Linked DNA regions of Homo sapiens: region 2 is linked to region 1. Evidence: chromatin loops called from intact Hi-C (ENCODE). Cell type or tissue: mammary epithelial cell. All regions are shown on one strand. Each heading gives the region's core, and the rest is flanking DNA. Links, peaks and the distances in the headings are about the cores only.

The links. A loop is a pair of places that touch in the nucleus more often than their neighbours do. Peaks named below come from ENCODE experiments on the same cell type or tissue, not always from the same donor. Only the 100,000 strongest peaks of a DNase experiment are listed, where the experiment ranks them.
Region 2: it touches region 1 in a loop (8-fold over the local background); 90 of 110 quality-filtered maps call a loop at or near these places.

The regions. Positions count from the first base shown.
Region 1 is chr17:4,900,729-4,915,500 of GRCh38, forward strand. CHRNE (cholinergic receptor nicotinic epsilon subunit) reads right to left here and starts at 2,370. Exons shown (of 12, transcript NM_000080.4): 1 at 2,290-2,370; 2 at 1,893-2,035; 3 at 1,722-1,766; 4 at 1,489-1,598; 5 at 1,204-1,359; 6 at 797-897; 7 at 262-462; 8 at 65-179. The coding sequence starts at 2,335. It overlaps C17orf107 (chromosome 17 open reading frame 107), which reads left to right. Exons shown (of 3, transcript NM_001145536.2): 3 at 1-2,206. RefSeq lists enhancers at 1,082-1,723, 1,724-2,365, 2,555-2,774, 7,121-7,947, 7,948-8,773 and 2 more and a silencer at 2,906-3,200. In mammary epithelial cell, for the core only: a CTCF peak has its summit at 3,029 (motif pointing left); DNase peaks (open chromatin) are centred at 2,713 and 2,813.
Region 2 is chr17:5,053,498-5,069,791 of GRCh38, forward strand. It overlaps the pseudogene LOC100421332. Among named protein-coding and RNA genes, the nearest start is that of ZFP3-DT, 16 kb to the right of the region's middle. RefSeq lists enhancers at 2,057-2,351, 8,824-9,584. In mammary epithelial cell, for the core only: a CTCF peak has its summit at 9,082 (motif pointing left); no DNase peak of the experiment used is centred there.

The DNA of each region.
Region 1 (14,772 bases), core at 1-5,000:
CTGGGTTTTGGCCACGCCCCCACCCTTCACACTGGCCACACCCCCGCGGGGGCTCCGGCTTCACCTGCCCAGGAGCGGCACGCTCAGAGAAGTCTCTGGGATTTTCTGGGCAATGAGGAACAAGAAGACGGTCTGGGCGAGCAGGACGTTGATGGAGACCGTGCATTTCTGGCCGCCGGCTGGAGGGAGAGCCAGTGAGAGCGGGCCCCGCCTCCCGGGAGCGAGCCCGGGTTTGGGGGTAGGTTCGGGGCCACTGCTTACCCTGCGCCGGCAGGAAGTAGGCGAGCAGCACCAGGCCCGAGATGAGCACACAGGGCACGATGATGTTAATGACGTAGAAGAGCGGCTTCCGGCGGATGATGAGCGAGTAGATGACGTCAGTCTCCCCTGGGCCGTCGGTGGCGCCACCGTGGTGGCGGCGGATCACCCCCGGGCAGAAGTCGATGGCCCACTCGCCGTTCTCTGCGGGACGGGGGCACGGTCAGCTGGCTGTCAGAGCGGGGCGCCCGCCGAGCTGACAGCGGGCTGAAGAGGAGGCTGCGGCTGTCTGCACCAGGGTCATGGGCCGTCAGGATGGGGGCAATTACGGACAGAAAAGGGCATTCTCGTTGAGGGTATGGAAAGCCAGAAGGCAGGACTAGAGTAACAATCGAGAATGATTTCAGGACAGGGGTAAGCTAAACCCAGTTGTGGAAGTCATCCTCCAGTGTCGTTGGTCCGGGGCAAGCCCACCGTGGAAGTCCCCTCTCTGGACCCCGTCTAGAAGCGGGTTTTTCTGAGCAGGCAGGGGCTTCACCAGTATAGGCCTCTGTGTCGATGTCGATCTTGTTGATGGTCTTGCCGTCGTTGTCTACGGCAAAAGTGAACTCCACCTCTTCGGCATTGTACGTCTGAGAGCTGCGGAGCCAGGGCCGGGAGCCCACCCCAGAAGCTCTGACCTGGGCCCCGGCCTCAGGCCCAGCCCTGGAAGCTGGGATCTAGCGGGGCCGCGATCCCAAGCCCACCCCTTCACCCAAGCCCAGCCCGCACGCCTCTGTTCCCATCTGTACCTCCGGCCGCGCTGGAGCGTCCCACCCAGTGCCTACGCCTGGCTCCGCCTCCAGCGCGAAGCCCCGCCCCGAGGGCGGTGCTTCCCGGTTGGCCCCGCCCCATAAGGCCCCCCCCCAACAATAATCGTCCGGGCCTCGGAGTAGCTCTTCCCACCGGAAAATAAGCGAACAGTTCTGCCAATCGAAGGGGAAGTAGGTGACCTCCACTGCGCAGACGCTGCGGTAGATGGCCGGAGGCAGCCACGTCACGGAGCCGCCCTCGTAGACGAGCACGTTGGCGTCGTAGGCCACTCCGAACTGGCCATCAATACTGTGGGCTCGGGGAAACCGAGCTTTTTGCACAGGTCTGCACCCTCTCAGAGTACCCCCTTCCCCAACCAAGTCCAGCCCGCACCCCAGGCCGGCTTCCCTCCAGCCTGGCGTCTGGCCCGGTTCTCACTTGTTTTCCAGCACAATCTCTGGCAGCCACACGAGTTCTGAAGGGACTCGCAGGGTTTCTATACCCCCAAAGTCGTCCTTGCTGTAGTTGAGTCGGTAATCCTGCCAATCCTAAGGGGTGGGGGATGGAAGGCCGCGTGCCCTGCATCTCCCACCTGGCGCTGCCTGGGAGGGGTTTGGGGGAAAAGGGGTGCCCTGGACAAGACCTCACACCATTCCCCAGATTTGACTCACGATTCCAATCCAGACGCTAGTGGTGAGAGTCTCCTCTTTTTCATTCTGCAGATGGGAGATGGGGATGATTGAAGTGAGATTTCAGGGCCAGAAGTGAGCTTTAGGACAGAGCTCAGCGGTTGGGGCCAGAAGTGGGATTTTTGGCTTAAGATGAGGGTGGGGGTAGCTTACCAGTGAGATGAGATTCGTCAGGGTGACCTTGAGGCTGATGGTGACAGTATCCTCAGGCTCCCGCACTGGCCGGCTTCCTGGGTCATAGTTGTTGAAGAGATGGTGATAAAGACGCAGTTCCTCGTTCTTCCCCACACCCCTGCCTGCGATGGGGTCAAGAAGGAAGGGTCATTGGCAATGAAGAGGCTGGAGCACCTCTCTCCCCTCTGCCTCCCCTGGGTCCTCACAGGCCTCTGAGGCTGTGTACTATCAGTATCTGTCTCCTAAACCAATTATGCTGTGCCTGGGAACGAAATACTGTGTCTAAGTCTCCATCTTGGTCTCTGTCTTTGTCTTCCCAGTCCCTTCATGTCAGTATCTGTGTGTGTCCAATTGCCCCTCTAGCCCCTGTCCGTACCGAGAAGCCCCAAGAGGAGCAGGACCCCAAGCGGAGCCCTTGCCATCCTGCTGCGTGGTTCTCAGGGTTATTCTGAGCTCTGGCAGGCTTGGAGGGGGCATGCCAGGGTGCCTGTGTGAGGGGGAGGAGGGTGTTAGTTCCGGGCTGTTAGGGGACTGTCACCTAATCCTCTGCTCACCCCTGCTGCAGCTGGGGACATTTTGGCTGCTTCCAGAGGCAGCTGCCCCATCCTGTGTTTCCTGCCCCTGCCCCGCCCCAGCCCAGCGTCCTTTGCCTGGTATTTGGCCAACTCCCCAGCCACAGATGTGGGCGTCTCCTGAGAGGCACCTGCAACCACAATTCTAGTAGCAGGGGGTGGGAGACACTGCTTTCAGCAGGCACTGTTGTCCTTTGAGTAAGCTGCCCTGTGTAGGTGACCCTGACTGATGAACACATCTGGGGATGTGACACACCCCTTGCCTCCCATTCTCACCCATGTGGAACACACACTATCACCACCCAAGCTCACAATGCCTTTCTTGCCGACAGAGTGGCAAAAAACAGTCTCCATAAAGACCTGATAAAGAGACAGGTGGTCACAGGGGATTAGCCCTGCGGTACAGAGATTCCATCTAGCAAAGGAGATCATGTAAAGGACCCACCTCCTTCCACAACCTGATCGCCAGGTTTGCCCATGCCCAGCCCCTCTGGGTGGGAGACTTGTTTCTCCTTGTCTATCCCTGCTGCCACCTTGTGGTCACAGATGATAGTACCGTCTTCCCATCCTACTCTCCTAAACACACACGTGCACACATACACACACACCTGATGACACCTTAATAGATCCTTTTGATGTTCCTTTTTAAAAAAAATTTTTTTGAGACCAAGTCTCGCTCTGGCGCCCAGACTGGAGTGCAGTGGCATGATCTCGGCTCACTGCAACCTCCGCCTCCCGGGTTCAAGCGATTCTCCTGCCTCAACCTCTGGAGTAGCTGGGACTACAGGCGCATGCCACCATGCCCGGCTAATTTTTGTATTTTTTAGTAGAGATGGGGTTTCACCATGTTAGCCAGGATGGTCTCGATCTCCTGACCTCGTGAGCCACCTACCTGGGCCTCCCAAAGTGCTGGGATTATAGGCGTGAGCCACCGCGCCCAGCCTCGATGTTTTTTGTTTTTCTGTTTCTTTTTTTGTTTTTTGTTTTTTGCAGGGGGTGGGGGGACAGGATCTCACTCTGTCACCCAGACAGGAGTACAGTGGCACCACCATAGTTCACTGCGGCTCTCAAACTCCTGGGCTAAAGCGATCCTCCTGCCTCAGCTTCCCAAAGGGTTAGGATTACAGGTGTGAGCCACCACGCCCGGCCTCAGTGTTTTTTAAAGCCTTCTTGAACCATTCTAATCACCTGGAGGGGTGCTTATTTTAAATTCAGATTCCTAGGCTCCATTCCCAGAGAATTATGATTTCGGGACTAGGGTGCCAGGAATCTGTATTTTTAGGAAACTGTCCAGGTGTTCCTCGTGAGGTAGGAGGGGCTGGCCTAAGCATATTTTCTGCTTACATCTCATTTCCTCACAGCAGTCCAGCAAAGCAATGATCACTGTCCTGAATACATGAAAGGGGATGCTAAGGTCGGGATCCAGGGTCACACAAGTAGATTGGCAATAATGCATGAGACTTATCAATCAACTCTATTGATCTCGCACACCTGTGTTTATTTTACCCTTCACAAAACACTTTCGGGTCCATCACCTTTGGGTCTCCTTCCCCCACCTATGAGGTAGGTCATAATCACCTCCATGTTACAAGCGAGGACACATCAAATAACAGAGTGTCCTCCTAGTCCATTTCCCACACTTGTGTAAAGCCTCTGTTTCCACTGCTGCCTTATCAACCCCACGATTTCCATTTCAGACTCCCTTTCTGGGTCTCTTTGACCCAGCTTACCTCTTTGCATGTGGCTGGTACATGGACTAAGTCTCAAATCTGTGCTGCTGCTTATTCCAGAGCTTCCGCGTCAAGGCTTGGGACAAGAATTGTGATAAATGCAAATATTTATTCAAACATCAGTGGACACCTACAAAGTTCCCCCTTACAGGGCCGAGTGCTACGGTTATTGAGATGGATAAAACAAGCCTCAAGGAGTTATCATCTAATGACAGAGACCTATCAACAGCCAGTGATGCCAGACTATGAGAAGCATAAAAATAAACAGGTGCTATAGAATCTGTAGCTAGGGTGAATCAGATCTGTCAGAAAAGCAAGGTTTTGGCCAGGCACAGTGGCTCATGCCTGTAATCCTAACTATTTGGGAGGCTGAGGCTGGAGCATCACTTGAGCCCAGGAGTTCAAGACCAGCCTGGGCAACACAGTGAGACCCCCCATCTCTACAAAAATAAATAAACAACAACAAAAAATATTAGCCAGGCATCATGGTGCATGCCTGTAGTCCCAGCTACTTAGGAGGCTGAGGCGGGAGGATTGCTTGACCCTAAGAGATCAAGGACACAGTGAGCTACGATCACACTACACTCCAGCCTGGGTGACAAGCGAGACCCTATCTCAAAAAAATGAAGTTTCCGGCTGGATGCGGTGGCTCAACACCTGTAATCCCAGCACTTTGGGAGGCCAAGGCAGGTGGACCACCTGAGGTCAAGAGTTCGAGACCAGTCTGGCCAACATGGTGAAACCCCATCTCTACTAAAAACACAAAAATTAGCTGGGTGTGGTGGCTGGCACCTGTAATCCCAGCTACTCGGGAGGCTGAGGCAGGAGAATCACTTGAACCTGGGAGACGGAGGTTGCAGTGAGCCGAGATCGTGCCACTGCACTCCAGCCCGGGTGACAGAGTGAGACTCCATCTCAAAAAACAAAAAAATGAAGTTTCTCCTAGGTTTCCTGTAGTCTTGCACATGGACTGGAACTTACTAGACCAGTGTCAGAGGCCAAGGCAGCTCCAGAGCCTGTCTCCTGATCTGTCTCTGCCGCTCTGTCCGCTCTCTGCTCCTCTCACTTCGTCAGCACTGCCCATTCCCCCTACTTTGCATGTCCCCTTTCTACTGTGTAGTTTCTGCTTTCTCGTCACCTGTGCATCATTTCACCATGGTCTTAGCCCCAGACCAACTTCTTGGCTTCTCTCTGCAGAGGCAGCACTTTTGTTCCCGTTGCTACTGCCTGATGCTCTGAGGGCTTGGGGTGCCAACACTGAAGAAGGATCATGGGGTTGGCCTAAGACTGCCTTGTTTAGGATGGATAGTGGGTGTGGCAGGCCCTGACACCACATGTCTGGTAATTCACCCTCTAGCAACCCAGCCCACTTCTCCTATATGTTTAGCTCCCAAAACGGCCTGCCAGGATGCCATTCTCACTGCTAGAGCTGAAATATATACAAATATATGAAATATACATAAATTAATACAGTTAATATAAATTCACTCTATCCTCCCCAGCAGGATTCAAACTTGAAATCTTGCTTCAAAAAGTGATTATGAGAAAAAAAATCTAATAATCTGATCAAAAAGAGGGCAGAAGATTTGAATAGACGCTTCTCAAAATAAGACACACAAATGCCAAACAGGTATAAGAAAACGTGCTCAGCATCATTGGTCATCACTGGGAGGCTGAGGTAGGAGAATTGCTTGAGCCTGGGAGTTCAAGACCAGCCTGGGCAATATAGTGAGACCTCATCTGTAAATAAATAAATAAAATTTTAAAAAACAGATGAATGGTGAGCCAAGATCATGCCACTGCATCCTAGCCTGGGAAACAAGAGAGAAAACTGTTTAAAAAAAAAAGAAAAAAGAAAAACACAGATGAATGGATAAAGCAAATGTGGTACATATACACAATGGAGCACCATTCACCCATAAAAAAGGATGAGATCCTGTCATTTGCAACAACATGAATGGAACTGGAGATCATTATGTTAGGTGAAATAAGCCAGGCACAGAAAGACAATCATTGCATGTTCTCACTTATTTGTGGGAGTTAAAAATCAAAACAATTGACCTCATGGACATAGAGAGTAGAAGGATGGTTACCAGAGGCTGGGAAGGGTAGTGGGCAGGTAGGTGGATGGTGGGGATGGTTAATGGGTACAAAAAAAATAGAATAAGACCTACTATTTGATAGCACAACAGAGTGACTGTAGTCAATAATAATTTCATTGTACATGTTAAAAAAAACTTAAGAGTGTAATTGCATGGTTGGTAACTTAAAGGATAAATGATTGGGGGAATTAAAAAAAAAAGTGATTATGGCAAGGGTCCTTCAAGAAAACACTCCGGGCCGGGCGCGGGGGCTCACGCCTGTAATCCCTGCACTTCGGGAGGCCGAGGCGGGCGGATCACGAGGTCAGGAGATCAAGACCATCCTGGCTAGCATGGTGAAACCCCGTGTCTACTAAAAATTAAAAAAAAAAAATTAGCCGGGCATGGTGGCGGGCGCCTGTAGTCCCAGCTACTCGGGAGGCTGAGGCAGGAGAATGGCGTGAACCCGGGAGGCGGAGCTTGCAGTGAGCCAAGATCACGCCACTGCACTCCAGCCTGGTGACAGAGCAAGACTCAGTCTCAAAAAAAAAAAAAAAAAAAAAAAACACTCTCAGCCCAGAGTCCAGTGTCCCCTGCTCTAAGTAGTTTCACTCAGGTCTGATTTCCATCCATTCTCCAAATGATGGGCTAAATCCTCAACTTAAGCACCACAACTACATCATGTATAAACAATACATCACACACACACCCCACAACATAGAAAATGCAATAGTGGGCTGGGTGAGGTGGCTCGTGCCTGTAATCCCAGCACTTTGGGCAGCCAAGGCAGGTGGATCACTTGAGATCAGGAGTTCAAGACCAGCCTGACCCACATGGTGAAACCCTGTCTCTACTAAAAATAGAAAACTTAGTCGGGCACGGTGGCTCACACCAGTAATCCCAGCACTTTGGGAGGCCGAGGCGGGCGGATCACGAGGTCAGTAGTTTGGGACCAGCCTGATCAACATGGTGAAACCCCGTCTCTACTAAAGATACAAAAAATTAGCCAGGGGATTACACCTGTAATCCCAGCTACTCGGGAGGCTGAGGCAGGAGAATCCCCTTGAACCAGGCAGTCAGAGGTTGCGGTGAGCCTAGATCGTGCCATTGCACTCCAGCCTGGTGACAGAGTGAGACTCTGTCTCAAAATAATAATAATAATAAAATGCAATAGTTAACAAAACTACATTTGAGCCAACAACCTGCATAGGAGAGGTGCGGGTTACAGTGAGTAGAAATCCTCATTCCTGGAAGGCTGCAGTGGCCATGGGCCTCACACATAGACCGCATTCACCTGAGAGCCAGGGGCTGGAGCTGCAACTTGTGAGTGACCAGTGCATCCCAGGGGCTTGCCTTGCTCCTCATGCTGGAGGAGTTTCCGGAAGGGGCTCTTGCCACTTCCCACATCACAGCAGTGCGTTCCTGCCAGTGCTGGGAGCAAAGCTCAGCCACCGTTCCTGCCAGCGCTGGGAGCAACGCTCAGCCACCGTCTTTGTCTAGGTTTGGTTTGCTCACAGTGAGGACTGCCTCGGGGGCTGAGACTTCCTGCCGAGTTAGTGGAGTCAGGCACAGGCCTGCTAGCCAGGGCTGATGGTTCGTATTTTCATAATGAAAATTCCCCAGAACCTGAATGGGCTGCCTGACAATTCCCCTACACACACAGACACACAGACACACAGACACACACACACACACACACAGAGACACACACATACACAGATACACAGACACACACACAGACACACAGAGACACAGACACAAAGACACACACACACACAGACACAGACACACAAACACACACAGAAACACAGACACACACACAGCCACACACACAGCCACGGACACACACACACACACACATTCACAGACACACGCAGATACACACAGACACACGCAGACACAGACACATAGACACGCAAACACAGACACACACACACACCCAGACACACACACACACACCCAGACACACACACACACACACAGACCCAGATACACACATACACACAGACACAGGCATGGACCCACACACACACACAGACACACACACAGACACACACACCCCGGGATGCTTTGACTTCCAAGTAAGACCCAAAAGAACTAGCTCAACAGGAAGCCACTCCCGTCGCCTGCCGGCTTCTGGCTAGCAGCGCAGAACAGCTGCAGCTGACTCCAGCGGCCAGGCTGCCAGGCCGCGGCCTCTCTGCCTTCAGTGCCCTCACAGCACAAATATCCCCAGGCTGGCCAGAGGAGGGCCCCCTCTCCACTCCACACAAAGACCTGCTCTTGATTTGTGGACAGAAGTAGGTTCAGCTGAACCAGAGCAGGGAGGTGTAGTAGACCCGGATTTCTATTTTCTTTTTTTCGAGACGGAGTCTCCCTCTCTGGCCAGGCTGGAATGCAGTGGCGCAATCTCAGCTCACTGCAACCTCCCGCGTTCAAGCGATTACCCTGCCTCAGCCTCCCGAGTAGCTGGGACTACAGGCCGCACCACCACACCCAGCTAATTTTTGTATATTTAGTACAGACGGGGTTTCACCATGTTGGCCAGGCTGGTCTCGAACTCCTAACCTCAGGCGACCCACCCGCCTCGGCCTCCCAAAGTGCTGGAATTACAGGCACGAGCCCGTATGAGGGAAATACATGAAGTCACGGGTGCTTTATCTTCCAGCACCTTCCCTTCTTCTGAGAACTGTCCGTCTCCAATCCTGTGGGCCCAGAGGATCTGCCTGGAACGGAGACAGCCCACCCCTGGCCAGAGTGGACTGGTCTCAGGAGGACACCTGACCCAAGCCAGGCCAAAGAAAGTCCCTTCCCTGGGAATGTTCTCAAACAAAACACAGGAAAGCAGTCTGTCTCTGCTGCCACAAGCTATGAAACCTGGATGCATGGGCTGCCATGTTCATTCCTCGTTTTTTACGTGTGTAAGAGAGAATGCAGCTGAGACGCAGACGAGCAGAGACAAGAATGCGCCTCAGCGTTCCCGCCCCGCCCCAGGAATACCTGAGGCCCAGCAGAGCTGCTACAGGCTGGCTGCCCACAAGTCCTTTGATGGAATGAGGAAACTCAGCCTCTTTCCAATATATCTCCCTTTTCTTGGCTTAATATATGAGGATTTTCAGGGAGGGCAGGGTGGCTCACGCCTGTAATTCCAGCACTTTGGGAGGCCGAGGTGGGCGGATCACGAGGTCAGGAGATGGAGACCATCCTGGCTAACACAGTGAAACCCCGTCTCTACTAAAAATACAACAAATTAGCCGGACGTGGTGGCGGGCACCTGTAGTCCCAGCTACTCGGGAGGCTGAGGCAGGAGAATGGCGTGAACCCGGGAGGCGGAGCTTGCAGTGAGCCGAGATCACGCCACTGCACTCCAGCCTGGGCGACAGAGCGAGACTCTGTCTCAGGAAAAAAAAAAAAAAAAAATTAGTCCGGTTGGTGGCATGCACCTGTAGTCCCAGTTACTCAGGAGGCTGAAGTGGAAATGGGGGAGAATCAATTGAACCTGGGAGGCAGAAGTTGCAGTGAGTGGTGATCCTACCATTGCACCCTCCAGCCTGGGTGACAGAGTGAGACTCTGTCTCAAAAAACAAAAAAAAACAAAAAAAAAAAAACCAAAGAATTTTCAGGTCAGGGGTGGTGGTTCCAACCTGTAATCCCAGCACTTTGTGAGGTCAAGGTGGGAGGATTGCTTGAGGCCAGGAGTTCAAGACTAGCTTGGGCAACATGGCGAAACCCTATCTCTACAGAAATAAAAACAAAAAGAAAAAGAAAAGTAAAGCGTTCCACTTGAGGCCAGGTGCGGTGGTTTACGCCTGTAATCCCAGCACTTTAGGAGGCTGAGGCGGGCGGATCACCTGAGGTAGGGAGTTTGAGACCAGAAAAAAAAGAAAAAGAAAAAAAAACTGAAGCCAAGAAAGTCATAGACCAAACAAGAATTAATGAACTAATTAGTATCTCAGAGGAAAGAAGGCCTTCCTTCCTTTCCCTAGAGCCCAAATCAGAGACCATAAAGAAAAAGAAAAAATACATCAACTTCTGTAGGGCAAAAACTATGAAACGAAAGGCAAGCAAACAACAAACTGGGAGAAAATGTCTGTAACCAGTGACATCTCTGCTGTATTTATGAAGCCCTCACAGAAAGCCATGAAGAGCTGACAAAACCTGGGCACCGTGGGGAAACGGTGAGAAACCCCGGGAGAGAGGAAGATCTGGACTTGGAGGAGAACAGCACACCAGAGCAGAAGGGGGCTGGTGCCTAGGAAAGAGATGAACAAAAATGGTAAAAACTCCAAAGTGATTTCAAAGAGGGATAAAAATGTGGAGGGTGGGGGAGGGGGAGATGGAGAGAAAGAGGAGAGGGAGGCCACCAGGGCGGCCCCAGGGCCAGGGCTAAGCACTCACCCTCCCCAGGAGGCAATCTCTCCACAAACTTGGGTAAAGAAGAGAAAACAAAAGTCCTTGCAACTTACCAGTACAGGAAGGAGAGTCCATACCGTTCATCTTGTTAGAAAAGATCTCAGCCAGGCGCGGTGGCTCACGCCTGTAATCCCAGCACTTTGGGAGGTCGAGACGGGCGGGTCACCTGAGGTCAGGAATTCAAGACCAGCCTGGCCAACATGGAGAAACCCCATCTCTACTAAAAATACAAAATTAGCCGGGTGTGGTGGTGCGTGCCTGTAATCCCAGCTACTCAGGAGGCTGAGGCAGGAGAATTGCTTAAACCTGGGAGGTGGAGGTTGCAGCGATCCCAGATTGCGCCACTGCACTCCATCCTGGGCAACAGAGTGAGCCTCTGCTGCAATAAAAAAAATAAAACAAATAAAAAATAAAAACAGAAAAGAAAAGATCTCGAATCTGCTTCTCACTTCAGCGCAGAGGCAGAAGACGAGAATGAATCGAGAAGGAGAATCCCCATATCAGCAAAGAATGGATGCTGCGTTCACGGGCAGTTTCCACCACATTGTGGGCTTGCCTTCAGAAAGAGAGAAGGTGGTGGCAGAGATGATGCCGCTGCAGAAGCCAGAAGAGGGTCCAGCTGATGTTCAAAGTTCAGGAGGAAAGGATTCAATATCAGAGAAAAACTACTAAGAACTCCCAGTACCTAAACAGTTTGATGAGGTGGGAATCCCAAACAGAAAGGAGGCAAGAAGTAATTACAGCTGGGCACGGTAGCTCACACCTGTAATCCCAGCACTTTGGGAGGCCAAGGTGGGCGGATCACCTGGGGTCAGGAGTTCGAGACCAGCCTGGGCAACATGGTGAAACCCCATCTCTACTAAAAATACAAAAATTAGCTGGGTGTGATGGCACGTGCCTGTAATCCCAGCTACTTAGGAGGCTGAGGCAGGAGAATATCTTGAACCCAGGAGACAGAGGTTGCAGTGAGCCAAGATCGTGCCGGTGCACTCCAGCCTGGTGACAGAGCAAGACTCCGTCTCAAAAAAAAAAAAAAAAAAAAAAAAACAGCAAGTACACCTGTCACCCAGATTGGAGCACAGTGGTGCAGTCTTGGCTCATTGCAGCCTCGACCTGCTGAGCTCAATGATCCTCCTGCCTCAGCCTCCTGAATAGCTGGGATCACAGGCGCACACCACCATACTTGGCTAATTTTTTAACTTTTTCATCAAGACAGGGTCTCGCTATGCTATGTTGTCCACGCTGGTCCCAAACTCCTGAGGTCAAATGATCCTCCTGCCTTGGCCTCCTGAGTAGCATCAACTGCAGCCTCACTTCACCATGGCTGGCTTGACTTTTAATGCTCCTACTACCAATACTTATTTATACTATTAATACTAAAAGTAAATAGAAGTCCATTTTTATTTATTTAATTTTTAATTTTTTTTTTTTTTGAGACAGAGTCTCTGTTGCCCAGGCTGGAATGCAGTGACGTGATCACAGCTCACTGAAACCTCCACTTCCCAGGTTCAAGCAATTCCCCTGTCTCAGCCTCCCAAATAGCTGGGACTACAGGTGCGCGCCACCATACCCTGCTAATTTTTTGTATTTTAGTAGAGATGGGGTTTCACCATGTTGGCCAGGATGGTCTTGATCTTCTTACCTCGTGATCCACCGGTCTCGGCCTCCCAAAGTGCTGGGATTACAGGCGTGAGCCACTGCGCCCAGCTGGAAGTCTATTTTTATTTTTATTTATTATTATTATTATTATTTTTGAGACAGAGTTTCACTCTTGTTGCCCAGGCTGGAGTGCAATGGTGCAGTCTCGGCTCACTGCCTCCTGGGTTCAAGTGATTCTCCTGCCTCAGCCTCCCGAGTAGCTGGGATTACAGGCATATGCTACCATGCCCAGCTAATTTTGTATTTTTAGTAGAGACAGGGTTTCTTCATGTTGGTCAGGCTGATCTCAAATTCCTGACCTCAGCTGATCCACCCGCCTCGGCCTCCTGGGATTACAAGCATGAGCCACCGCACCTGGCCCGGGAAGTCTATATTTAAAAAGAAAGTGGTATCTGAGTTAGGTGGCTGTCATCTGTAATCCCAGCATTTTGGGAGGTCAAGGCTGAAGGATAGGTTGAGCTCAGGAGTTCTGGACCAGCCTGGAACATAGTGAGACACCCCCCAATCTCTACAAAAAAAAAATTCTTAATTCTAATGTTCAAACGTTGTTTTAGGCTGGGCGCAGTGGCCTGTAATCCCAACACTTTGGGAGGCTGAGGCAGGCATATCACTTGAGGTCAGGAGTTCAAGACCAGCCTAGCCAACATGGTGAAACCCCATCTCTACTAAAAATACAAAAATTAGCTGGGCATGGTGGCAGGTGTCTGTAATCCCAGTTACTCAGGAGGCTGAGGCAGGAGAATCGCTTGAAGCCAGGAGGTGGAGGTTGCTGTGAGCCAAGATCATGCCACTGAACTTTAGCCTGGGCGACAAAACAAGACTGTCTCAAAAAAAAAAAAAAAGAAAGACATCAGAGGACGCTTATAAAAGTGAGACATGAGACAGAGAGAAAAGCCCAAGGAGGTTCCTTATTTAATGTTTTCAATCTTCTCCCAATGCATGGAGCAGCTCCTGCCTCTTAGAACATGGGCCATGCTTCTGAGTGCCTGCTGTTCCAAAGTCTGCCATCCAGAGGGACAGACAGACATTAAAACAAAGTAGCAGAACAGCTTTGGCAAGGTGCCCTAGGAATTTATAATACAGTAACTAATCCAGTCTAGAAAGCTCAAAATACACTTTCTCTCCTGGAATTGACCCAGAGCTAAAGCCACCAATTGACCAAATGCCTGCTAACAGTGCCCATGTTTAAAGTCCAAGATCCCCCAGGTGACAGATTAATTAGTGACTCTCTCATGCAAACCTTGGATAGAAACATTCTACTTCAACTATCCAGGCTCCTTATCGGACTCAGGATCCTTATCGGACTCAGGATCACTTCCACGGAAACCCACTTTTGATTCCAACTTTTGTTTTGTTTTAGGTGGACTCTTTTGGTTACAAAGAAAAAGGAATAAACTTAAATCACTTATTTATGTATACATTTATTTATTTATTTTTGAGACAGGGTCTCACAGAGTTGCCAAGGCTGCAGTGCCACCATTACAGCTCACCACAGCCTTGACCTCCCAGGCTGAAGTGATCCTCCCACCTCAGCCTCCGGAGTAGCTGAGACTACAGGTCCACACTATCACACCCAGCTAATTTTTAAATTTCTTTGTAGAGCCGGGGTCTCACTGTGTTGCCCAGGCTGGTCTTAAACTCCTGGACTCAAGCAATCCTCCTACCTCAGCCTCCCAAAGTACTGGAATTACAGCCATGAGCCATCGCCCCTGGCTTTTAAATCACTTTTTATTTTTTGCATTTATTTATTTATTTATTTTTGAGATGGGGTCTTGCTCTGTCACCCAGGCTGGAGTGCAGTTGCACGATCTCAGCTCACTGCAATCTCTGCCTCCTGGGTTCAAGCAATTCTCCTGCTTCAGCCTCCGGAGTAGGTGAGACTACAGGCATGTGCCACTATGACCGGCTAATTTTTGCATTTTTAGTAGAGATGGGGTTTCACTATGTTGGCCAGGCTGGTCTCGAACTCCTGACCTCAGGTGATCCACCCACCTCGGCCTCCCAAAGTGCTAGATTACAGATGTAAGCCACCGTGCCAGGCCTAATTTTTGTATTTTTATTTATTTAGACAGAGTCTCGCTCCATCACCCAGGCTGGAGTGCAAGTGGCGAGATCTCTGCTCACTGCAACCCCTGCCTCCCAGGTTCAAGGGGTTCTTGTGCCTCAGCCTCCTGAGCATAGCTGGGATTACAGACATGCACCACCACACCAGGCTAATTTTTAAAAATATTTTTCAGTAGAGACAGGGTTTTGCTGTGTTACCCAGACTCGTCTTGAACTCCTGTCCTCAAGTGATCCACCCGCCTCCGCTTCCCAAAGTGCTGGGATTACAGGAGTGAGCCACTGCACCCAGCCTATTTTTGTTGTTGTTGCTTCTCGGAGAACAGAGCTAACCCATAGACAA
Region 2 (16,294 bases), core at 7,104-12,103, 160 kb after region 1:
TGCCCGGCTAATTTTGTATTTTTAGTAGAGACGAGGTTTCTCCATTTTTGGTCAGGCTGGTCTGGAACTCCCAACCTCAGGTGATCTGCCTGCCTTGGCCTCCCAAAGTGCTGGGATTACAGGCGTGAGCCACCACGCCCAGCAGAAGTTATGTTAATATGCCTGAAACCTAATATGCCCTGCCCAACCCAACTTTCTCACCTGCCAGTAGTACCCTGACTTTCCAGTCATCCCGGCTCAAACCGTGTCCTTTTTGACTCCTTGCTTCTTTTATTTGATTATAGTTACAGCCAGCAAGTCCTAACAGCTTGTTCATTCAACAGATATTCTGGAGCTCCCATTTGCTCAGCCCACACTGATTTCTTTCCTCTTACAGCATTTGCATTTGGTACACTCGGCTTGGCACCTGAGAATACTTTTCTTTTCTTTTTTTTTTTTTTGTTTGAGACAGTCTCCCTCTTGCCCAGGCTGGAGTGCAGTGGCACGATCTTGGCTTACTGCAACCTCCGCCTCCTGTTCAAGCAATTCTCATGCCTCAGCCTCCCAAGTAGCTGGGATTATAGGCATGCACCACCACACCTGGCTAATTTTTTTTTTTTTTTTTTTTTTTTTTTTTTAGTAGAGACGGGGCTTCACCATGTTGCTCAGGCTGGTCTCGAACTCCTGACCTCAGGTGATCCATCTGCCTTGGCCTCCCAAAGTTCTGGGATTACAGGTATGAGCTGCTGCACCCGGCCAGATTTCACTTTTCATTTGAGGTGGGTGCCCCTAAGTGTACTGACTTCACCTCATCTGTAACTCCTCTTAGGCAAGGGTAACATCTCACACCTCTTTGTATCTTTCCCAGGACCTACTTCACAGTCCTGTGTTCCACTGTAGGCCCTCATTCTCTATATTTGTATGTACCTAGATAGTGTGGGTCTAGGCTCTGGGGACAGAGCAGTGAAAAAAAAAACCTAACAATAATCCCTGCCCTCGTGAATTATACAATCAGAGGAGAAAACAAAACAATAATTTAAAAAGTAAATAAAATATGTAGTACGGGCCGGGCGTGGTGGCTTATGTCTTAATCCCAGCACTTTGGGAGGCTGAGGCAGGTGGATCACCTGAGGTCAGGAGTTCGAAACCAGCGTGGCCAACATGGCAAAACTCTGTCTCTACTAAAAATACAAAAATTAGCTGGATGTGGTGGCACATACCTGTATTCCCAGCTACTTGAGAGGCTGAGGCAGAAGAATCGCTTGAATCCAGGAGGTGGAGGATGCAGGAGCAGCCACTCCCGTGCGGGTGACAGAGCGAGACTCCGTCTCAAACAAAAACAACAAAAACAAAAACAAAACAAAACAAAGACAACTGTTTAGAAAATATAAAGTGAGAAAGGGGGCTATAAAGTGTGTGACTGGAGGGAGGTAGGACACTGAACTATTAGATAGGATGGCAGACTTTTGGGTAGAGTATAAAAGAGGTGAAAGAGACATAAGGGCTCTGGAGGAAGAGCATTCTAGGAAGAGAGAATAGGATATGCAAAGGCCCTGAGGAAGGAATACGTCTCATACCATCCCCAGACAGCAAGAACATGGAGGCTGTTTGTTGCATTTCCCGTCCTGCATTACAATAAAAAAAAAAAAAAAAAAAAAAAAAAAAGGCAGGCCTCTAGCAGCTCGAAATAGCCATAACTCATCATCATCACTCATGATAAGAACTCAGCATTTGGCTGGGTGTGGTGGCTCACGCCTGTAATCCCAGCACTTTGGGAGGCCGAGGCGGGCAGATCACCTGAGGTCGGGAGTTCGAGAACAGCTTGACCAACATGAAGAAACCCCGTCTCTACTAAAAATACAAAATTAGCCGGGCATGGTGGTGCATGCCTGTAATCCCAGCTACTCAGGAGGCTGAGGCAGGAGAATTGCTAGAACCCCCGGGAAGTGGAGGTTGCGGTGAGCCAAGATCGCGCCACTGCACTCCAGCCTGGGCAACAAGAGCGAAACTCCACCTCAAAAAAAAAAACAAAAAACCATAGATTTTTAAGGCCTCGGCACTGCCATACTATGACATGGGCCTACCCTGGGTGGTCATTGTCCCATCTTGCACAGCCCCCAACCTCTTCTCTGGAGGACAACGACAGCACAAGAAAGCGCTCTGAAGATGAGCCGCATCACCACTCTTCCAGCTCACCATCGATTTGGAAGCCTAGAGAGGATCGGCCTTTCTAGGACAATAGACGGTTCCTTCTCCTCACCTAGAGTGGCCCTAAGAGGACGAGGGCGCCTCCCTGGTCCTCCAGGGGAGTGTGCATCCCCAGGTGCACAGGGAAACGAGCTCTCATCCTACCACCCTTGGGCTTTTACAGATGCTTTTCTCCCCTTCACTTTCTTTTTCATTTCTTTTCTTTTCCTTTTTTTTTTTTTTTTTTTTTTTTTAATTTTTGAGACAGAGTTTCGCTTTTGTCACCCAGGCTGGAATGCAATGGCACGATCCCGGCTCACTGCAACCTCTGCTTCCGGGTTCAAGTGATTCTCCTGCCTCAGCCTCCTGAGTAGCTGGGACTACAGGCACCCGCCACCATGCCTGGCTAATTTTTTTGCATTTTTAGTATAGACGGGGTTTCACCGTGTTAGCCGGGATGGTCTTGATCTCCTGACCTCGTGATCCGCCTGCCTCGGCCTCCCAAAGTGCTGGGATTATAGGTGTGAGCCACCGCACTTGGCCTCTTTCTTTCTTTTTTTGGAGTTTTGCTCTTGTTGACCAGGCTGGAGTGCAATGGTGTGATCTTGGCTCACCACAACCTCTGCCTCCCGGGTTCAAGTGATTCTCCTGCCTCAGCCTCCCGAGTAGCTGGGATTACAGGCATGCACCACCACGCCCGGCTAATTTTGTATTTTTAGTAGAGATGGGATTTCTCCATGTTGGTCAGGCTGATCTTTAACTCCTGACCTCAGGTGATCTGTCCCCCTCGGCATCCAAAAGTGCTGGGATTACAGGCGTGAGCCACTGCGCCCAGCCTGGTCTGTGTTTCTTTTACTGCTGTCAGTTTCTTGTTCAGGTTCACAAATTTGTTATATATACATAACAAATATAATATTTAATATATATATACTTTTTTTTTTAGCCTCACTCTGTCTCCGAGGCTGGAGTGCAGTGGCATGATCTCGGGTCACTGCAACCTCTGCCTCCCGAGTTCAAGCAATTCTCGTGCCTCAGCCTTCTGAGTAGCTGGGATTACAGGTGGGTACCACCATGCCCGGCTAATTTTTGTATTTTTAGTAGAGATGGAGTTTTGCCATGTTACCCACGCTGGTCTCAAACTCCTGAGCTCAAGTGATCCACCTGCCTTGGCTTCCCAAAGTGTTGGGGTTACAGGCGTGAGCCGCGGCTCCCAGCCTACGGATATATATACTCTTAACTACAGTCTGTACCAGCCTGGGCAACATGGTGAAACCCGGTCTCTACAAAAAAATACAAAAATTAGTCAGGCAAGGTGGCGCGTGCCTGTAGTGCTCTGAGCATGCAGAGCATTATATTAAGTACTTTACTTCAGATAACTTTGATTTTACATGTCCACCTCTTCCATTAGACTGAGTGTAACTCCAGTGTGCTCAATAAATGCAGAGATCTTAAAATATGTTTGACTGATTTTTTTTTTCTTTTAGAGACGGAGTCTTGCTCGGTCGCCAGGCTGGAGTGCAGTAGTGTGGTCTCAGCTCACTGCACCCTCCATCTCCCGGGTTCAAGCAATTCTCCTGCCCCAGCCTCCCGAGTAGCTGGGACTACAAGCGCGCACCACCACGCCTGGCTAATTTTTGTCTTTTTAGTAGAGACGGGGTTTCACTATATTAGCCAGGATGGTCTCGATCTCTTGACCTCGTGATCTGCCTGCCTCCGCCTCCCAAAGTGCTGGGATTACAGGCGTGAACCACCGCGCCCATCCATTTGATTGATTTTTACTAGGCTCCTCTAGTGGATTCAAATTTCGTTTAAGGTTACTAAGTTTAGTAAGAGTCAGCAATCCTTTTGGCCCTTAGGGAACTCTAAACCTTCTGTGATTTTCAGCATAGAACTTCACCAGTTTAAAAAAAAAAAAAACACAAACCTTCTAGGAAGAAGAAAAAGTTGAGAGGAAGAGAGAAATAAGAGTAGAAGTGGGAAAGAAACACAAGAAGAGAAGAAATGGCCAAAGGGCAAAGCGGCAGGTAGGGAGGGCATATGGTAGGAAGGGCCACAGCCCCTAAAGGCAGGTCAGGGATAGGTGAGAGTACTGAATCCACAGGCTGCCCACACTGAGAACTTCCCTGTTGAAAAGAATCATCACTGCTTTATCCTTTGTTCAGTCCTGCCACTAACCCCATTGGTTTCTCTTGTGATGACCCAATATTCCTTCCCCCAGCACAAATTTCCGAGTTTGTTGAGGACACAGGCTGTCCTGCCCTGTTGGTTCCCACTTTGGAAGCCACAGTGTTTTTGGGAACCACTTTTTTATGTTTTTTTTTGTTTTTTTTTTTGAGACAGAGTCTCATTCTATCGCCAGGCTGGAGTGCAATGGCACGATTTCCGCTCACTGCAACCTCCGACTTCCGGGTTCAAGCGATTCTCCTGCCACAGCCTTCCGAGTAGCTGGGATAACGGGCACGTGCCACCATGCCCAGCTAATTTTTTTTTTTTTAGACAGAGTTTCACTCTTGTTGCCCGGGCTGGAGTGCAATGGCATGATCTCAGCTCACCGCAACCTCTGCCTCCCAGGTTCAAGCGATTCTCCTACCTCAGCCCCACAAGTAGCTGGGATTACAGGCATGTGACACCATGCCCAGCTAATTTTTGTATTTTTAGTAGAGACAGGGTTTCACCATGTTGGCCAGGCTGGTCTTGAACTCCCGACCTCAGGTGATCCACCCACCTCGGTCTCCCAAAGTACTGGGATTACAGGCATGAGCTACCACGCCCAGCCTTTTTTTTTTTTTTTTTTGAGACAGGTTCTTGCTCTGTTTCCCAGGCTGGAGTGCAGTGTCACAATCTTGGCTCACTGCAACCTCTGCCTCCTGGGCTCAACTGATCGTCCCACATCAGCCTCCTAAGTAGCTGGGACTACAGGCAAGCACCACTACGCCCGGCTAATGTTTATATTTTTGTTTGTGTGGAAACAGGGTTTCACCATGTTGCCCAGGCTGGTCTCGAACTCCTGGACTCAAAGGATCCACCTGCCTCAGCCTCTCAAAGTGCTGGGATTACAGGCATGAGCCACCCTGACTGTTAACCCATTTTATGGGTGTATCTTAATTAATTAAACCACTTCCCTGTGGATACATTTAAACTGTTTCACACTATTTGGTGTTATGAACAACGTTGCACCGAATAACTTTGTATTCATGTAAATTTACAGACAAGAGTATCTGCAGAATACGTTTGGGAAGTGGATTTGCTCAGTCAAAGGGTGCATGACTATTACCTTTGGGAAGATTTGCTCTCCCTGTAATTTGTACCAATTTGCAATCCTCTAACAATGAACAAGTGCTCTTACCTCCCACCCCTGCCCCCAACAAAGTTGTATCATTAAAAATAATCTTGCCCGGCGCAGTGGCTCATGCCTGTAATCCCAGCACTTTGGGAGGCTGAGGCGGGCTGATCACGAGGTCAGGAGTTCAAGACCAGCCTGACCAAGATGGTGAAACCCCGTCTCTACTGAAAAAAAAAAAAAAAAAAGCCAGGCTTGGTAGTGCGCCTGTAATACCAGCTACTCAGGAGGCTGAGGCAGGAGAATAGCTTGAACCCAGGAGGCGGAGGTTGCAGTGAGCCGAGATCACACCCCTGCACGCACCACTGCACTCCAGCCTGGGCAACAGAGTGAGACTCTGTCTCAAAAAAAAAAAAAAAAAAAAAATCTTTACCAGTGAGCTAGGTGAAAACGTGACATACGTGGCAAAGAAAATTAACACCATATGTATTAGTTTGCTCAGGCTGCCATGATGAAATACCATGTCATCATTTTTCCTCTGTCTCAAGGACACAGGCACCCATGTCTGGGTGGCTTAAACCAGACATTTATTTTCTCACAGCTGTGGAGGGTAGACGTCCAGTATCAAGGTTCCACCCAATTTGGTTTCTGGGGAAGGCTCTCTGCTTGGCTTGCAGATGGCTGTCTTCTCGCTATGTCCTCACGTGGCCTTTCCTCTGTGCAAGTGTGCAGGTTATGGGGAGGTGGTGGTGGGGCAGTTAGGGGAGTGCTGGGGAGAGGGAGGGAGAAAGGGAGAGGATGAGAGAGCTCTCTGGTGTCTCTTCTTTCTCCTTCTTCCTTTCTCCCTCCTCCCTCCTCCCCCCTCCTCCTCCTCCTCCTTCTCCTCCTTCCTCTACTTCTCCATCTCCATCTCCTTCTCCTTCTTTCTTCTTTCTTCTTCTCCTTCTCCTTCTTCTTCATCTCTTTTTTTGAGACAGGGTCTCACCCTGTCGCCCACGCTGCAGTGCAGTAGCCCAGCGATCATGGTTCACTGTAGCCTCAGTCTCCTTGGCTCCAGTGATCATGGTTCACTGTAGCCTCGGTCTCCTTGGCTCAAGGGATCCTCCCACCTCAGCCTTCTGAGTAGCTGGGACCACAATCATGCACCACCATGCCCAGCTAATTTTTAAATTTTTTGTAGAGATGGCATCTCACTATGTTGCCCAGGCTGGTCTGAAACTCCATGGTTCAAGCCATCCTCCTGTCTTGACCTCTCAAAGTGTTGGGATTACAGGTCTGAGCCACTGCTTCTGGCCAGGGCCTCAAATTTATGACTTCATTGAACCTTAATTACTTCCAATTAATTATTCCAAATATAGCCATGCCATGAGTTGGGTCTTTAACGTATGAATTTTTTGGGAACACATATATTCAGTCCATAACGCTATACTCTAATCAGAGAATTCATATTATGGAAGAATCCTATGAACAGAGTAGATGTGAGAGCACTTTTTTTTTTCTTTTGAGATGGAGTCTTGCTCTGTCACCTAGGCTGGAGTGCAGTGGTGCGATCTCTGCTCACTGCAATCTCTGCCTCCCGGGTTCAAGTGATTCTCCTGCCTCAGCCTTCTGAGTAGCTGGGACTACAGGCATCCACCACCATGCTCACTGATTTTTGTATTTTTAGTAGAGATGGGGTTTTACCATATTGGCCAGGCTGTTCTCAAACTCTTGACCTTGTGATCCACCCACCTTGGCCTCCGAAAGTGCTGGGATTACAGGTGTGAGCCACCGCGCCCAGCAGTGAGAGCACTTTCAAAGGGAAGTTAGAGCTCATTAGATATTGTTGAATTCATAGTAGAAAGACTTATGAATGTAATAAATGTGGGAACATTTTTTTGAGACAGAGTCTTGCTCTGTTGCCTAGGCTGGAGTAAAGTCGCATGATCATGGCTCACTGTAGCCTCGACCCCTCAGGCTCAAGCGATCCTCCCACCTCAGCCTCCCGAGTAGCTGGGACTACAGGTGCGTGCCACCATGCCTGGCTAATTGTTTTAGTTTTTGTAGAGACAGGGTCTCCCTATGTGGTCCAGGCTGGTTTGGAAATTCTGGGCTCAAGTCATCCTCCTGCCTCGGCCTCCCAAAGTACTGGGATTACAGGAAAGAACCACCACCCCTGGCTGGAAAATATTTCAGGTGGTGATCTCAACTTGTTCAACATCAGATAATTCATTTGGGGGGAAAACCCTGTAAGGGCGTCGAGTGTGGAAGAGCCTTCAGCTAGAGCTTAGGTCTTACTGAACATCACACAATTCACATTGGAAAAAAACCCTGTGAAAGTAAGGAGTGTCGGCCAGATGCAGTGGCTCACGCCTGTAATCCCAGCACTTTGGGAAAGCCCAGATGGGCGGATCACCCGAGGTCAGGGGTTTGAGACCAGCCTGGCCAACATGGTGAATCTCCATCTCTACTAAAAATAGAAAAAAATGGCCTGGCGCAGTGGCTCACGCCTGTAATCCCAGCACTTTGGTAGGCCGAGGCAGGCAGATCACGAAGTCAGGAGATCGAGACCATCCTGGCTAACCCGTCTCTATTAAAAATACAAAAAAGTAGCTAGGCGTGGTGGTGGGTGCCTGTAGTCCTAGCTACTCGGGAGGCTGAGGCAGAGAATGGCGTGAACCCGGAGGCGGAGCTTGCAGTGAGCTGAGATCATGCCACTGCACTCCAGCCTGGGCAACAGTGCGAGACTCTGTCTCAAACAAACAAACAAAAAATATATATATATACAAAAAAAAATTAGCGAGGCGTGGTGGTGCGTGCCTGTAATCCCAGCTACTCGGGAGGCTGAGGCAGGAGAGCTCCTTGAGCCCGGGAGGTGGAGGTTGCAGTGAGCCGAGATTGCGCCATTGCACTCCAGCCTGGGCAACAAGAGCGAAACTCTGTCTCAAGGAAAAAAAAAAAAAAAAAAAGTAAGGAGTGCAGGTAAATATTTAGCTATAATTTAGCCTTACTAGAGACTTCATGTTAGAAGAGAAATCCTTTGAATGTAAAGACTGCAGGAAAGCCTTTCCTCAGAATCCTCATCTTATTCTACATCACCGAATTTGCTCAGGAGAGAAATCCCATAATTTATTGAATGTGGTCAGCCTTTAATCAGAGCTCAAATCTTCGTCCACATCAAAGAATTACCTCTGGGGAGAAAACCTGTGAGTGACATAAATATTGGAAGTCCTGCAATTATAGTTCATGCCTTACTCTACCCCAGATAATTCATATCAGAGAGAAACTGTTTGAATGTAACAGATGGGTAAATGCTGTCTGGCCTAGGTCAATCTTTATGACAATATCAAATAATTCGTCTCAGGGAATAATCCTATGACTGCAATGAAAGAGAATATCTTCGGCCAGTCTAAGAAAACACCACAAACATAAGAGTATGCATGTTTATACATATCTCTTGATATCAAAATAATTAGAAAAAATCTAGAGGAGGTGGATTAGTCCACATACTGAATTTCATGGGTTAACTGAAATTTAGACAAATGATTGAAGACTCTCTGTCTAGACAAAGTGGCAGCTGCATCAGGGAGACCTGGGACTCAACTGTCCTTCCTCATCCACTTTCCCGGCCACAGTTGAAATTCTTGTCTGTAGGTTGCTGGCGCCACCTGATGCCCAGCAAGAAAACTGCCTCTTTATTCCCGAGTAGGGAAGAAGACGCCTAAATCTGTAAACATATCTCCTTCTCTTTTTTTTTTTTTGAGACAGAGTCTCGCTCTGTTGCCCAGGCTGGAGTGTAATGGCGCAATCTCGGCTCTATGCAACCTCCACCTCCCGGGTTCAAGCGATTCTCGTGCCTCAGCCTCTTGAGTAGCTGGGACTACAGGTATGCACCACCATGCCCAGCTAATTTTTGTATTTTTAGTAGAGACAAGGTTTCACCATATTGGTCAGGCGGGTCTTGAACTCCTGACCTCGTGATCCACCTGACTTGGCCTCCCTAAGTGCTGGGATTATAGGCGTGAGCCACTGTGCCTGGCCTTCTTTTCTTTTTCAGACAGAGTCTTGCTATGTCGCCCAGGCTGGCGTGCAGTGGCGCGATCTCGACTCACTGCAACCTCTGCCTCCCGGGTTCAAGCAATTCTCATGCCTCAGCCTCCCGAGTACCTGGGACGACAGGCGTGCACCACCACGCCAGGCTAATTTTTTGTATTTTTAGTAGAGACGGGGTTTCGCCATGTTGGCCAGATGGGTCTCCAACTCCTGACCTCAGGTGATCCGCCCACCTGAGCTTCCCGAAGTCCTGGGATTACAGGCCTGAGCCACCACGCCCAGCCTCTTGTTCTCTTTCAACATTCAGTTTACTTAATTGTGCTTCCTCACGCAAAGGATAACCTTCCTCACACAAACACCCTTTCCTGCTCCCCTTTTCTTCCAACTGTTGCCTGCTGCCTCAGGAAAATCTCTCTGTCTCCTTCTTCATGGCAGGAGTAGCTGAGTGGGAACTGCCATTGTATAGTACCTGCGACAGCCTGGCAGGTGTGAAGTGCTTTGTCTGCAGTATCTCATTTAATTCTCACATGAACCCTGTGTGCTAATAGTACTCCCATTTTATAGGAGAGGAACCTAAACTCAGAGCTCAGGGCACTTTCCTAGGTACATGGGAAATAGCAGAAGCCCAAGGGGAGTGTGGGATTGTCTTCAAAGCTCATGCTTTATGAGTGGTTCTTAACCCCGGAGGGCTCATTTTTTTTTTTTTTTTTTTTTTTTTTGAGATGGAGTCTGACTGTGTCGCCCAGGCTGGACTACAGTGGCACCATCTCAGCTCACTGTAACTTCCTCCTCCCAGGTTCAAGCGATTCTCCTGCCTCAGCCTCCCGAGTAGCTGGGACTACAGGTGCCTGCCACCACGCCTGGCTAATTTTTGTATTTTTAGTAGAGACTGGGTTTTGCCATGTTGGCCAGGCTGGTCTCAAAACTCCTGACCTGAAGTGATCCTCTTGCCTTAGCCTCCCAAAGTGCTGGGATTACAGGCATGAGCCATCATGCTTGGCCAAGCCTGGAGAACTCTTTTAAAAGTACCAATGCTGGCTGGGCACGGTGGCTAATGCCTGTAATCCCAGCACTTTGGGAGGTCGAGGTGGGCAGATTGCTTGAGCCCAGGAGTTCCAGACCAGTTTGGGCAGCATAGTGAGACCCCTGTCTCTACAAAAAATTTAAAAAAAAATTAGCTGAGCATGGTGGTGCATGCCTGTGGTCCTAGCTACTCAGGTAGCTGAGATGGGAGGCAGTGAGCTGTGATCATGCCACTGCATTCCAGCCTGGGCAACACTGTGAAACCGTGTCTCAAAAAAAAAAAAAAAAAGAAAGAAAAGAAAAGAAAAAAGAAAAGGTACCAATGCTTGCCCTCCTTCTCCAAATTTTTTTTTTTTTTTGACAGAGTCTCACACTGTCGCCCTGTCGCCAGGCTGGAGTGAGTGGCGCAATCTCGGCTCACTGCAACCTCCGCCTCCTGGGTTCAAGTGTTTCTCCTACCTCAGCCTCCTGAGTAGCTGGGACTACAGTTGCATACCACCACCTTGGCCTCCCAAAGTGCTGGGATTACAGGCGTGAGCCACCGCTCCCAGCCTCCTCCTCCAAATTTTAATTGATCTGGGGTGAGGCATGGTGTTACAGACTGAACTGCATTCCCCCAAAATTTATATGTCGAAGCCTTAATCCCAAATGTGACTGTATTTAGAGATAAGGCCTTTAAGGAGGTAATTGAGATTAAATAAGCCTGACCAACATGGAGAAACCTCATCTCTACTAAAAATACAAAAATTAGCCAGGCGTGGTGGTGCACACCTGTAATCCCAGCTACTCGGGAGGCTGAGGCAGGAGAATCGCTTGAACCCAGGAGGCAGAGGTTGCAGTGAGCCGAGATTGTGACACTGCACTCCAGCCTGGGCAACAAGAGTGAAACTCCATCTCAAAAGAAAAAAAATAAATAAATAATAAAAATAAAATAAAAAGAATTCATGTGTTAGATGATTTTAGGGCAGTTGGCCAGTCACACAAGCTGAAGGCTGGGCTGAAACAAAATAATATGTGAATGTTGGGTGCAATTGTTTTGAGTAGAGACTAAAGGGGCAGAACTGTTCTTTGTTCTCTGAGAAGGCTGAAATGTCCACTGCATTGCATAATTTAACACCTAGTCCTTGTCAAGAGAAGGGAATTCCCTTGATTTTGAAAAGTCCTAATACAATCATTTATATCCGTCTCCGCACAGCCCAGCCCCTCTGGGTTCAGCCCGTCTCCTGTCATTCTTACAACCCACATCCCATATTAAGCAGTGATTATTAGGATGATGGGAGATGTCACCTGCTTACCCAGTTTGGACATGTTTGTCCATCTCTGCTGGTAATGCTGCTTTTACCCTTGTGGGATCTGGTGACTTTCAACAATTGCCCATTAGTGCTGGAAATGGGCCCAGATTCTTCCAACATTTTGGCACCAAAGACACTGCCAAGAACAATCTCAACTTCCTTGGGTCCAGCACTGTTAGGTCAAATTACATGCTCAATCACAAGTGGAGAAGAGTCTAGTTTTGAGCATCGGTTGAGTACAACTTTACAAAATTGCTGATTCAGGGGTGGCCCTATGGAAAAATAAGGAAATGCCAAATAGAGTTTAAAAGGTATGTCTAATGAGACAAGAAAGATGAGGAGAAGCAGAAACCCAGATGGATTTGAAATATCTGCAGGCTTGTCATGGTGACTCCTGCCTGTAATCTTGGAATTTTGGGAGGCAGAGGCAGGAGGATTGCTTGAGCCCAGGAGTTTGAGATCAGTTTGGGCAACACAGGGAGACTCCACCTCTACAAAAAATGCAAAAAATTAGCGGAGCATTGTGGCACACACCTATAGCTCCAGCTACTCAGGAGGCTGAAGCGGGAGGATCACTTGAGCCTGGGAGTTGGAGGCTGCAGTGAGCCCACATCACAGCACTGTACTGCAGCCTGGGCAACAGTGTGAGATTCCGTTTCAAAAATAAAAATAAAAGAAATATCTGCAAACATCTGCTCCTTACACTGGTTGCACACATACTTCACCTCAATTCCATTTGAAAGTCTCCCCTATTTTAAGTTTTCTAATATCCACAGTCAAGATCAACCAGTCTCATAAGTCAGTCATCTAGTTTCTGCATTTTGGATCTCTGACCTTCAGATATTATATAGAAATTGTGGACTCTAGTGTCAGCCATTGTTTCTCATCTAATCCTATAAAAAAGTTGAATTCAAATAACTATTGAGGCTGGGCGTGGTGGCTCACGTCTGTAATCCCAGTGCTTTGGGAGGCCGAGGCAGGTGGATTGACTGAGCTCAGGAGTTCGAGACCAGCCTGGGCAACACGGTGAAACCCCGTCTCTACTAAAATACAAAAAATTAGCTGGGCGTGGCGGCATGAGCCTGTAGTCCTAGTTACTCAGGAGACTGAGGCAGGAGAATTGCTTGAACCCGGGAGGCGGAGGTTGCAGTGAGCTAAGATTGCGCCGCTGTACTCCAGTCTGGAAAAGAGCAAGACTCCATCTCTAAAAAAAAAAAAAAAGAAAAAAAGAAAGAAAAAAAAATTGTGGACTCTAGTGTCAGTCAGTGTTTTTCATCCAATCCTACACAGAAGTTGAATTCAAATAACTATTGAGGCCGGGGGTGGGGGCTGGCTCACGCCTGTAATCCCAGAACTTTGGGAGGTTGAGGTGGGCAAATAACTTAAGGTCAGGAGTTAAAGGCCAGCCTGGCCAACATGGTGAAATCTTGTCTCTACTAAAAATACAAAAATTAGCTGGGCATGGTGGTGCACGCCTGTAATCTCAGTTACTTGGGTGGCTGAGGCAGGAGAATTACTTGAACCCGGGAGGTGGAGGCTGCAGTGAGCCAAGATCACACCACTGTACTCTAGCCTGGGCAACAGAGTGAGACTCTGTCTCAAAGAAAAGCCGGGTGTGGTGGCTCACACCTGTAATCCCAGCACTTTGGGAGGCTGAGGCAGGTGGATCACCTGAGGTCAGAAGTTTGAGACCAGCCTGGCCAACATGGTGAAACCCTGTCTCTACTAAAAATACAAAAATTAGTTAGGTGTGGTGGTGGGCGCCTGTAATCCCAGCTATTTGGGAGGCTGAGGCAGGAAAATCGCTTGAACCCGGGAGGCAGAGGTTGCAGTGAGCTGAGATCATGCCACTGCATTCCAGCCTGGGCGACAGAGCGAGACTTGGTCTAAAAACAGAATAAAACAAAACAAAAAACCAACCAAGAAAACCTATTGATCTAATGTGATGTGAGGGGCTCTGAAAAGTCAGCTGGCTACTTTGCTCTTTTTACCACTTTTACCCTGTGCCTAAAATTCCTGCCATTAGACTTCTGTGTTAAGGTACTGTTTCTTGAAGGTCACTGTTAAAATTCGAGGTAATCTCAGAAGACTTTCCATATAAGGATTTTTTTTTTTTTCGAGATGGAGTTTAGCTCTTGTTGCCCAGGCTGGAGTGCAATGGTGTGATCTTGGCTCACTGCAACCTCTGCCTCCCAGATTCAAGTGATTCTCCTGCCTTAGCCTCCCAAGTAGCTGGGATTACAGGCCTGTGCCACCACACCCGGCTATTTTTTGTATTTTTTGCAAAGACGGGATTTAGCAGAGATGGGATTTCATTACGTTGGCCAGGCTGGTGCTGAACTCCTGACCTCAAGTGATCCACCCGCCTTGGCCTCCCAAAATGTTGGGTGGCATGAGCCACTGCCCCGGCCCCATGTAAGCATTTGTCAGTCAACCTGTACAGACCATCTCTGGTCAGTTCTGTGCCACAGGTGCAATGCCTAAGGGTGGAGAACTGAGTGAGGAGATGGAAAATACTCTTATAATGGCTGGGCATGGTGGCTTACGCCTGTAATTTCAGCACTTTGGGAAGCTGAGGTGGGTGGATCACTTAAGGTCAGGAGTTTGAGACCAGCCTGGTTAACATAGTGAAACCCCGTCTCTACTAAAAATACAAAAATTAGCTGGACGTGGTGGCGGGTGCCTGTAATCCCAGCTACTCGAGAGGCTGAGGCAGAATTGTTGAACCCAGGAGGTAGAGGTTACAGTGAGCCGAAATCACGCCACTGCAGTCCAGCTTAGGCAACAGAGCAAGACTCTGTCTCAAAAAAATTAAAAAAAAAAGGAAAAACAAATATTCTCACAAGACAACGCAAGCTACAACAAGTCAACTTAACTCAAATGCTAAGAGTCAGGAAGGGCAGTGGAGGAGTGGTTGGAGTGAGAAGAGAGGACTCAAGATGGCTTTGTGCGTGTGCTTGTTTCGAATGAGGTCTTAAAGTAACTCAAGTATTGAAGCCAGCTAAGTAACCCAAACGCCATCATTGTACAGGGTTTTATTTTGGTAGAAGGGGGATGCTTTATGCACACATAAGGCAAATGTGGATTTGCTGAATGTTAGATTTGAAGTTTCCTGTTTTGACCATTAGCTGACTATGAGAAAGATTTCATCATAAAGAAGGGATCTTGTTGGAAGACTGAGTAGTTTATGAAAAATTTTTTTGGCTGGGTGTGGTGGCTCACAGTAATCCTGTTACTTTGGAGGGCTGAGACAGGAAGATGACTTGAGGCCAGGAGTTTGAGACCAGCCTGGGCATCATGGTGAGGCCTGTCTTTTTTTAAAAAAATGATAAATTAAATTAATTTTAAAAAATTTAATTGGACACATCTTGACCATTAGCTGAATAATGGTCAAAACAGTAGCAAGGCTGGGTGCGGTGGCTCACACCTGTAATCCCAGCACTATGGGAGGCTGAGGCAGGTGGATCACATGAGGTCAAGAGTTCAAGACCAGCCTGGCCAACATGGCAAACCTCATCTCTCCTAAAAAAAATAAATAAATAATTAGCCGGGCATGGTGGCAGGCACCTGTGATCCTAGGTACTTGAAAGGCTGAGGCAGGAGAATCCCTTGAACCTGGGAGGCAGAGGTTACAGTGAGCTGAGATCATGCCATTGCACTCTAGCCTGGGCAACAAGAGTGAAACTCCGCCTCAAAACAAACAAACAAACAAACAAAAACCTCCAAAACAAAAACAGTAGCAAAACAGGCCTGGGAATCTTCAGGGTCCCATAAAGGAGCAGAGGCAGATTGTGTGTTAAGTGGGACTTTAGGAAGGCTATCAGGTTGTAGTGAGAAGAGCCTGATGAGAAATCGGCAGATATAGGTGCAAATCCTGACCTCTTCCCTTCTTCTTCTTTTTTTTTTTTTTTTGAGACGGAGTTTTGCTCTTGTTGCCCCGCATGGAGTGCAATGGCGCAATCTCAGCTCACTGCAACCTCTGCCTCCTGGGTTAAAGCGATTCTCTTGCCCCAGCCTTCCAAGTAGCTGGGATTACAAGCATGCGCCACCACACCCAGCTAATTTTGTATTTTCAGTAGAGACGGGGTTTCTCCATGTTGGTCAGGCTGGTCTTGAACTCCTGACCTCAGGTGATCCACCTGCCTTGGCCTCCCAAAGTGCTGGGATTACAGGTGTGAACCACCACGCCCAGCCTCGATCTGAGTAAACTTTGACATGTCACTAAACTTCTGGCCTCCCTTGCCTGCAAATACCTTATCTACAGTTGCCATAGACAGTCTAAGCTTCAAGGGACTCTGACCATAGTTAACACATATGAGAGGATTTTGTAAACTATGTTGGGTACATATAAAGTTTGGATTTTTTTTGTTATTGTTGTTTTAAACCAAACTCAAAGCCTATATTTTGCTCACCTGTGTGAGATCTATACCTCAAGATTTCTTATATGGCATTAAAATAGTGAAATCAAAAACCATGGTTTGAATGACTCACTACTGCAGAT